Linked DNA regions of Mus musculus: region 1 is linked to region 2. Evidence: chromatin contacts called from ENCODE POLR2A ChIA-PET data. All regions are on one chromosome and are shown on one strand. Each heading gives the region's core, a stretch centred on a gene start or an enhancer-like site at or near the end of the contact. The rest is flanking DNA. Distances are from core to core; before and after follow the strand shown.

What was found. ChIA-PET counts read pairs that join two places held with the same protein, here RNA polymerase II (POLR2A).
Region 1: POLR2A ChIA-PET joins it to region 2 with 12 read pairs in Patski. The contact joins the promoter of Ankrd13d here to the promoter of Cdk2ap2 in region 2. POLR2A ChIA-PET finds 5 or more read pairs at or near these places in 2 of 5 experiments (Patski and embryonic stem cell).

Annotation. Positions count from the first base shown.
Region 1 is chr19:4,279,486-4,284,702 of GRCm38, reverse strand. It overlaps Ankrd13d (ankyrin repeat domain 13 family, member D), which reads left to right and starts at 1,566. Exons shown (of 15, transcript NM_026720.2): 1 at 1,566-1,822; 2 at 2,399-2,534; 3 at 2,661-2,785; 4 at 3,495-3,540; 5 at 3,623-3,766; 6 at 3,977-4,166. The coding sequence starts at 1,733.
Region 2 is chr19:4,095,222-4,100,245 of GRCm38, reverse strand. It overlaps Cdk2ap2 (CDK2-associated protein 2), which reads right to left and starts at 2,895. Exons shown (of 4, transcript NM_026373.4): 1 at 2,739-2,895; 2 at 2,329-2,429; 3 at 2,109-2,241; 4 at 1,229-1,748. The coding sequence starts at 2,820. The coding sequence ends at 1,681. It also overlaps a transcript of Pitpnm1 not described here.

The DNA.
Region 1 (5,217 bases), core at 317-2,816, 190 kb before region 2:
ACACCCTAATATGGCAGCATGGAATACCTAAGACCAGAGGTGTCCTGGAAGTGATATCAGATGGGAGTGGACAAGCTGTCAGCTAGGAGAGGGAGGTCCATGTGGAAAGAAGGGTCGATGTCAGAGCAGTAAAGACTGGCGGAGAGATGCTCAAGACTGCAGCAAGTCCTAGGCCGTCCAGGGCCAGGGTGACGATGCTGAGGAGGAAGTCTCTGACAGAAGCAGAGACCAGCAGGACCTAACTGCAGAGCTCTGGACCTTTAGAAGCTCAGGGCCTTGAGTTCCTCCCAAAGTCCAGACATCGTAGATGACCTGACCACAGCACACACGGTGGGTAGCCTAGATCCCGGACTGCTATAAACCACCCGATCGCAGGGAGAAAGGTGGCAATCAGGCTGAAGAGATGAGGACATCCTTGGGCAGGAAGGGAACCTCAGTTAGATGGCCTTTCTCCATCACACTAAGTTTAACAGATAGGGAGGTGGAGCCATCCGATGAAGGTGTTTGCTGCCAAACCTGACAACCTGAGTTAAAGGATGGGAGAGAACCAACTCTCAAAAGTTGGTTTTTCACCTCCACACTCATGAGCACCCCCACACAAAAATGAATGTAAGATTTAAAAATAGAGAAACAGACCAGAGTCAGTTTTGGAAAGTCTGGTTTACCCCCTCGCCACCCAGCAAGACCAGGATCAGAGAACCCATGGTAGGACTGAAGATAACCAAGGGTCCCAACTAAGCTGGCTGGCTGCTTGAACCCTAGATCCTGTGTGAGTGGAAGTGCCAGCCTTGTTTCGAAATTCTCCTTCCTTCCCTGTTGGCAGTAAAATGCAGCCTCTGCAAAATGGACTCCTGTGGTGGTAGCGTGCACCCTGGCCGATCACCCAGCCAGGAAGCTGAGCTTATGTCCCCCAACCCCAACAATATTCCTGTTCCTGATTCCTTGCTGTCTTCCAGGCATCAAGGCCAGACAGATCCTCGGGAAAGAAAGCTTTGACTGGTCAGCATTAGGGGTTGCTGCGGGGTGCCCATCTCCAGAAGCTAAGCGCCTGTGCTGGCAGGGATGAGGTCAAGATTTCCCATCCCACCCGCCTATAAAAGACAAGTCGGTGCTGATGGAACTCAGGAGTGGGCTAGACAGAAGGACACATTGTCAGCGGGGGTGGGGGGGGGTGGGGGCGGGGGGGGCTGCAAGAACAACAGACCCTGGCCCAATCCCAGTGCCACCGAGCCTACCCCACTCCCCTTCCGTTCCCTCCTCCCTCACCTTTCTGACCACTAAGAGATTTGCCCAGGGCCTGGGGCGCCCCCTGCGGGCACGGGTGGAGCTGCAGCTATGCCCCGCCCTCCGGAACAACCCCACCGACCATGGCGCTTCAAAATGAAGTTCCGGCTGTTCCTGGGGCGCATGTGGTTGCCCTGGAGACTGGACAGCACCCCACACACACTCCGCCCGCCCCCAGCGCGCAGGCCTGCAGTGGTTGCCGTAGCTACGGGAGGCGAGGGTGTGCGAAGCCCGACGCCACGCCCTAACTCCATGTAGCCCCGCCCCCAGATCCCCGCCCCGCCCTCCCTGCCGCCTTCGCTCTTGCTGCGGCGGCTTCTAGCAGGGGTCCGCGGGGCTGCAGCGGGTGCGGCTGAGGTGCGGCTCAGAGCGGAGGAGCAGGGGACGTGCCAGGCGCAGGCCAAGAAGGGCTGGGCCTTTCGCTCGGGATGCGGTGCTGAAGCCCAGCATGGCCGGCCTGGGCCCCACCTTCCCGCTGCACCGGCTAGTCTGGGCGAACCGGCACCGCGAACTGGAGGCCGCACTGCACAGCCGCAAGGTGAGGCCCTGAAGGGGATCCGATTCGGTTGGTTTCCTCCCCAAGCCCCGGTGCCAAAGTACGGAATCTACTCCGCAGCTCACCGCCCCTGCTGTGCTCCGCAGCTGCATCCTGACTCCTTAGGTCCAGCTCTTTCCAAATCCCTGGTCACCTGCCCTCGAGCTTGAGCATTTGTTTAGCGCATCTCCCTTGGTTGGGCCTTGCTCTGCTATCTGCCCCCTTCGTATTGCGTTAAGCTCAGGATTCACCCTCATCACCTCTGAGCTAGAATGAGGACAAGAACCGTGTTCTAGCCCTCAAGCTGGTCTAAACTCTCAGCATCCCTAGCCTGAATCTGTCTTGCTAGACTCCACCACCAGGCCCTCAACTCTGGATAGCAGAGGGCAGAAGAAATGAGCAGTTCCTTCCCACTGGCCCTTACTGTCCCCTTTACCCCGACACTTTCCAGTCCACATAGGCCACACTCTTATCTTCTCACTGACCTGGTTACCCATAGTAACTCCAGCCCTTTTCAATCCAGTGACCTCCTTGCTTTGGCCCTCTCTTGCCTTGTATTGAGTGACCCATCTCCCTTAGCACGACATTGAGCAGGAGGACCCCCAAGGGCGAACCCCCCTGGAGCTTGCTGTGACCTTGGGGAACTTGGAGTCTGTGAGAGTCCTCCTCCGACATAATGCCAACGTGGGCAAAGAGAGCCACCAGGGCTGGGCAGGTACTGTGCAGGGCAGAGGGTCCTCCCTTGAGACTAGCTTCCAGGTTGGTGAATGGGGGGCAGGGGGAGTAAGTAACCGTGCCTGGGGGCGCTAAGAGGGCTACCCCAGCAGTTGCTCATCTCCAGTCCTGCAGGAGGCAGTCAGCACTGGAGACCCTGAGATGGTACAGTTGGTACTCCAGTATCGGGACTTCCAGAGGGCCACACAGAGGTTGGCTGGCATTCCAGAACTGCTCAACAAACTCCGTCAGGTATTACCATAGAGTAAAGAAGTGGGGTATAACAGGCGCTCCGTCTTCCTGTGATAAGCCTGGCCTTGGAGGAGTATCTAGGTTGTGCGAGACGCTTTCCCACCATCTGTGTCTCAACCTCTGCCAAGGGTCATGTAAGAAATATGGGATCCCAGGCCCATGCAGATGAGACTGGGTCTTTTGCAAGGAAGACATTCACCAGCACTAAGGGTCCCTGATACCAGGAATCTCTTGGATAGAATGGTAGGCCTTGGGTCACCTAGAGAATGTAAATTTCCAGAAAGGTGACTGGGTAGAGATGGCCTGGACCCTGGAGTGCCTAGTCCTGTGCATCCGAAGCACACAAAGGACAGAGGCACAGTTGTGCTCCTCACATGTGGGAAGGTCTGGAAGGATCATTGTGTTCTCTTTACAGATAAAGGACTCAGACACAGAAAAGACAGAGGACCTCGTAGGGCCCCACAGTGGGCTATGGCCCATGTCAAAACTAGCTCTAGGCCCCCAATGCTTATAACTTTTATATGTGTAGATCATTTTAGGGCCTACTTGGGCTCTCTCCTTGGCATGGTTTGTTTGGAGTGGGAGTATAGCTGGGCCACAGCAGTGCATCAGAATTTGTGGGCTCCCAAAGAGTAGTTGTGAGGCCCAAGGCCTACTTGGCTGTGGCACCAGGCCATGGCTCCTAACAGGCAGCTCTGGTTTTTCTTAGGCCCCTGATTTCTACGTGGAAATGAAATGGGAGTTCACTAGCTGGGGTGAGTGGGGCTCAGTTGACCGCAGAGACTTGGAGTGGGCCATTTGGGGGGAGATTCCCAATGACTCTGAGACTTCTTTCAGTACCTCTTGTGTCCAAGATGTGCCCGAGCGATGTGTACCGTGTGTGGAAGCGGGGTGAGAGTCTGCGGGTGGACACTAGTCTCTTGGGCTTTGAGCACATGACCTGGCAGCGTGGCCGAAGGAGCTTCATCTTCAGGGGTCAGGGTGAGCTGTCTGTCACCTCAGATTCCCTGGTGGCTTTTAAGCATGTGTCCTTCTCTCTCTGTGCTCTCTGAACGTGGAGACCGAAGCTGAGGGTGGAGGGGATCCAGGGCCTGGGGGTTTATCTACTTAGCAACAGTTGGCTGAGGAGAGCTCACTGGTAGGACCTGGCACTAATATGGCCTCCTCCTGTGACACCCCTGCGGCTGACAGAGGCGGGAGCCTTGGTGATGGAAGTGGATCATGACCGGCAGGTGGTGCACACAGAGACCCTAGCTCCAGCTCTGCATGAACCAGAAGCGCTGCTGGCTGCCATGCGGCCTAGTGAGGAGCACGTGGCCAGTCGGCTCACCTCTCCTATTGTCTCCACCCACCTGGACACTCGCAATGTAGCCTTTGAGAGGTCAGTTGGGGCCTGGTACTATGGGTGGGGAAGGAGGAGAGATAAGAAGACACTTTTTTTTTTTTTTAAAGTTACGGACAGTCTCACTGTGTAGCCCAGGCTGGTCTTGAACCAGAGACCCTCCTGCTTCAAATCCTGAGTACCTTTATAAGTATGTGTCATCGTGCTCAGTGTAAACCACCATTGATAAAAGCACTGCCCACAGGGTCCCTGACACCCATGGGAGGCTGACCCTGCATCACTAGAGGCTGATTAGGTTGAGGAGCAGGGGTTCTATGGCTCCTATTAACATATGTGCCATCCCAACATTTTTTTTTTCGAGACAGGGTTTCTCTGTGTAGCCCTGGCTGTCCTGGAACTCACTCTGTAGACCAGGCTGGCCTTGAACTCAGAAATCTGCCTGCCTCTGCCTCCCAAGTGCTGGGACTAAAGGCGTGCGCCACCGCACCCGGCTAAATTTTTTATTTACTTATTGTACTTATTCACTTTACATCCTGCTCACTGCCCCCTCCCAATCATCCCCTCCCACAACCCTTACCCCCCTCATCCCACAACAACTTTTTAAAAATTTATTGTTTCAAGAAGTAACCATTTAGCTGCAGTCTCCCTTCAGCCAGGCCTACATATCCAATGATCTCCCTATTTGGAATTTGCAAATCTGTTGCTGTTTGGGTATTGATTTCACTTTAGGATGTTCTCAAGGTTCATCCGAACTGTCACTGTAGCTGGTAACTCCTCATTTGTTTTTATAGCTGAGTGCATTGTGTGGACATACCATAATTATATGAGGGGTGTGCCTGCCTGGATCTATGTGTACTATGTGCCTGCAGTGCCCAAGGGGACCAGAAGAGGGCATCAGAGTCCTTGGAACTGGAGAAATAGATGCTTGTAAGCAACCATGTAGGTCCAGGGAATTGACACCAGTCCCTTGCAAAAGCAGAGGTAGATGCTCTTGCCTTCTGAGCCATCTCTCCAGTCCTCACAGTTATTCTATATTTATTTATATAATTCCATCTTTTAGGTTATTTCTGCTGTTTGCCTATTAGGAATA
Region 2 (5,024 bases), core at 1,646-4,145:
TGACCCGCCCGCTCACCGACGTCCCCGCTCACCTCTAGCTTCTGGTGGGCGCCCCTCACCCAACCGGGGCAGGGGTGGTCGACCCCAAGGTGGGAGTCCGTTGTGCCCCCAGTCCCGGCCTCGGTTTCCAGATGGAGCCCGACCCTCTGGAGGCGCGGAGCCGGCCCATAGCCCCGACCTTTTTCCCGGTCTGCCCGCCGGCGCCCCTGCTGTCCCTCCCCGCCGCGTCACTGCAGCTGCCCCGCCCCTTTCCTGGGCCCGGCTGGTCCTCCCCACCCCGGCAGGGTCGGGGCAGCCCCGCCCGCGGCGCAGCAAGGCTGGCCCCTGCTTTCCTTCTCCAAGACAGACGGGGAAGAGGCCGGGCCCCAAATTCCAGTTCTTTATTTCTGTGCTGTCTGGACACCCCAAGAATTCTTGGTTTCATTTCCCACCCAGGCCCAGTCAGGGCAGCCCTCCTGTGTGCTTTGAAGAGGTGGGATTTGACCTAGGGGGAGCCCAGGTTAGAGGAAATGTTGTACCCCAAAGTTAGCCAGAATTTGGAAGTTCTCAATTGCCTCTGCCTAGGTTGGCATTTCACGGTTACTTAGCTACATGCCCAGGTAGAGGCCATCCCCTTAATGAAGCCCAAGTCCTTCCCTACTATGTTTGCTAGGTTCTCAAATTTGGACACCCATCTAACTGCTCCGACTCTGTACAAAGGCCGAGACACCCGGGGCTGGCTCATGGAGCCACACCCAGCCTTGTGGAAGTTGTCAGGACAGTGGATAGCAGCATCAAGCCAAGGTGCTGGGGGTGGGGGGGAAGGAGCCTCTAACTGCCTCCCTTAGGAGTCAGGGACCCGGTGTATTTAGAGCCTTCCAAGGATGGTTTTAAAGCGGAGCTGGTGTAGGGGCATTAGGACGTTCACGGGAGAGGCTTAAGTGAACTGGTATTTCCACCCTGCCAGGCATGCCTGCCAATCTACAGGAAGGGCCCTTTAGGCTCCGGCTGTCCAATAGTGCCTCCAGCTGTGAAGGCAGCCAAGCCCTACGCTGCCCCCTGGTGGCACCTCCTTATGCAGACATCATTGGTGTTCTGTCTGGCCTTCAGCTGCAAGGCGCAGAGCTGGAGGTAGCAATGGACAAGATGGGAAGGCAAAGCTCGGTTCAAGCGCCCTTCCCAGTTCCTGCTCTGCCCTTCCCCTCTGCCCACTCAGGCTTCCCCAGAGGAACCACACACAGAAAGGCTGAGAGAATGACTCCAAAGCATCTTTTATTTATACAAAAAGGACATATTTAGTAAAAGACACACCAAAAAAAGAGTCGGCTGTGGCCCCAGAGATGAGGCAGGAAGGTCTTCTGCACTCCTGTTGAAGAGGCAGGAGGTGGCCTGGGCTAAGAGTTAAGGAGTAAGTGCTGTGTGGTGGGGCCACAGAGAGGAGCAAGCTCCCGTCAGATCAGCACTGTGAGCAGGTCATGGAAGGGACTCCCAGTGGCCTCCCAGCACTCCCACAGAGGGAGGAGACCAGTTTGTACAGCCAACTGGACGAAGATCTGCTACCTGGTTCCTGGAGGGTGCCCACTAAGGGACACAGGACAGGAAGCCCAGGATAGGAAGCAACTTGGGGCGCGAAGGCCAGGGAGAAGCAGGCGCTCTGCAGTGGCCAGAAAGGTCCCGGCGAGGAGGTCAAGGTGCTTCCTGTTACGTGCGGGCATTGCGTTCTGTCTCTGCCAAGCACTCTCTGACTAGTGCCCGAGCGTGGATGATGCCTGGGGTGCGGTGAGGATGGGGAAGTAATAAACAGGGCCCCAGAAACAGTCCACAGCCACCCTTCAGAGCAGACACTCCCCCACCGCTCCATGGTTCAGCAAGAGCACCTCTAATCTAATGAGGATGGATGGGATTAAGGGTTGGCTAATCCGAGTTCCCAGGCACCTTCTTGGAAACAGACTCATTTGAAAATGGAAAAGTTCATTTAAAACCCCTCCTTAGGTACACGTTCTGTTCCAATCGAGGCTGGCCCAAATGTCCTGTCCTGACTCTAGATATCCTCCATCCTTACTGAACTGTCTTAAAGTTCAGTGTCTGTGTCCTGGGCAGAGCAAGGGCAGGCCTGTGGCTTCACTTACCTCTCTTCAGGCGCTCCATGGCACTCTTGCTACCAGCATAGGTGGGCCGGATCTCTTTGCCCATCTCCTCTATGACAGACAGCAGGTCCGTGTAGGTGCTCTGAGAGCCCTGGGAACCAGGTGGCTTCATCGCCTGTGTCAAAAGAAAATACAGACGTGATCTCAGACCCCGAGGGGATCTCCTGTCCTCAGCCATAAGCAAGCTCTTGGCCACACTCACCTGTACATACCCCATGGAGGGCGGACCAAAGTCGTTAAACAGCGGTCTGAAAGGTGCGGCAGCTCCTGGCACTGAGCCCGATGGCGATGGGACACTCCCGGCTGCAACGACACCAGCAAGAGGTCAGAGTGTGACAAGGGCCTCGTCACAGATTTCCAAGCCCAGGACTGTTCCCTTGACTAACCTCCAACGGCATGCTTCTTCATTCCACTCTGAACAACTTCGGAGACACACTCCTCCCCCCTGCGCTCCACCTACAAGCTCTACGTGACCACGCCCACTTCTCAGGCCAGCAAACTGAGGCTGAGCCAGGCTCGTCTAGCAGGCCCCGGATTGCAAAACTCGAGCGGTTTCTCTCCAAGACCTCGACTGCCCGGACAAGGCGAACAAGGATGGAGTTGGAGCCTCACCTGTAGGGACCGGGGTGCCTGGCCCGGGGGTGCTGGAGCCCGGGGTACTGCTGGGGGCGGGCGCGATAGGTTTGTAGGACATCCCAACTCCTCAGTGCGGCGGCCGCCAGCCGGCCGCTCCTCTGGGGTTGGCTGTCCGGCAGCTCAGCCGCACTCTGATTGGCAAGCGAGCTGCACGCCCCTGGTAAATAGAGCTCCGGCCGGAAGGGTGGGCGGGCACGATCGGTCCTCACTCTCGATTGGCGCGCTCAGCTGTCACTCGAGCCTCCTCATTGGCTGAATCTTGCCCCCGCAGGGCGCAACCGCTGCCGATTGGCCTCCACCTTCCGGACCTCGCACCTGTCTGCCCCGGATTGGGCGGTGACAGTCGTCCTCCTCAATTGGCGAGTTCGGGGCCCGGGGCCGGCGCGCTTTCAATCCGATTAGTCCCGAGGTCCAAGAGGCGGGGCCTCGGCAGCGGGCCAGTCTGGTCCCCGCGGTTTGCTCCGGTGGTGTGTGGCGGGCCGCCGAACACACTTCGTCCTCACCGCTTCGCGACTTCCCTCCGCTCAGAACTCCCAAGGCCACGGCTCCCACAGTGTGAGCACTCCGCCCTACCCCGAGCGTTTTACGTCACCTTTCACTGGTTCCGTGTCCCCCCCCCTTCGGCTGTGCGCATGTGCGCGCCTCAGGCCTGTATTTGTTCCCATGGCAACGGTTCCCTCACCAAAGTCATTACCAAGCTCCTTCTCTGGATTGGTTTGAATCTTCGGTCTAGGCAGGTGGGTCCAAGGCAGCCAACGACGCTGCTCGACACTGAACCCTAAGTCCCCTACTCTCTCCACAGACAATGATAGAGCATCATAGATCAAGAATTGCGTTAGGTCAAGTCAGGACCCTGGTCAAGACCCTTGGCTGGAATCTCAACACCTCATTAATGGTTTCCTCCTGGACTCTTTTTGGCGGGTGGGATGAGATTGAGACAAGGTCTCAAGTAGCCCAGTCAGAACTCGAACTCTCCGGGTAGGGGAGGGTGACCTTGAATTCCTGATGCTCTTGTCTCGGAAATGCTAAAGGATTACAGTCACACGCCAGTTTCTTGCCCTAATAGGTTTCCGTTTTCTCATGAAACATGAAGACAGTAATACCTGGAAAGTAAACTTGGAAGTGGGTAGAGAAATAGAGATGAGAGCCAGCCCCATATGGGTTGAAGCATGGTTGATTATTGTTCTGACGTCATTAATGAAACTCCCACCTGGGTCTGGCCATCTAGTTCCTATTTCCTTGAAATCAATTCACTTTAAAATTAAAATAAAACTATTTTATGTATACGAGTGTTTTGTCTGCATATATGTCTGCAGAACTGCTGCTTTAGCCCTCAACTCACTTTTTAAAAAAGCGACTGCAGAGATGGCTTAGCAGGTAAGAGGACAGGCTGCTCCTCCAGAGGACCCAGGTTAGAATTCTAAGCATTTACATAAAGTGCCTCAGAACCATCTGTAACTGCATTTCCAGGGGGCCCAATATCTCTTTCTGTTCTCAGTGGGCACCTAGCAAGCAGGTAGTACACAAACGTACAGTCAGAGAAAACACCCTAGACTTTTTTTTTTTTTTTTTTTCTGAGAAAGGGTCTCACTATCTAGCTCTAGCTAACCTGGAACTCAATATGTAGGCCAGGCTGGCCTTAAACTCACAGAGATCCTCTCTCTTCTTCCTGAATGCTTTGATTGAAGGCATGCACTACCACTCCCAGCTAAATAAATCTCCCTGTTTTTTTTTTTAAAGACTTATTTTATTTATTATATGTAAGTACACTGTAGCTGTCTTCAGACACCAGGAGAGGGAATCAGGTCTTGTTACAGATGGTTGTGAGCCACCATGTGGTTGCTGGGATTTGAACTCGGGACCTCTGGAAGAGCAATCAGTGCTCTTAACCGCTGAGCCATCTCTCCAGCCCATAAATCTCCTTTTAAAAGACTATTAAAAAACAAACCAAAAGGCTGAAGAGATAGTTCAGTGGTTAAGACTGACTGCTCTTCCAAAAGTTTTGAGTTCAATTCCTAGCAACCACATGGTGGCTCACAACCATCTGTAGTGGGATCCAGTGCCCTCTTCTGGTGTGTCTGAGGACAGCTACAGTGTTCTCAAGATATATAAAGTAAATAAATCTTTAAAAAAAACCCAAACAAATCTCAAATTAAAAACAAAAAAACAAACAAACAAACAAAAAAAACAAAACCTGGCATTTAATCATGCCTTTTTAGAATTCTCTAATTCACAATTAAGGCCCTGGGATGGCGGTGAGAG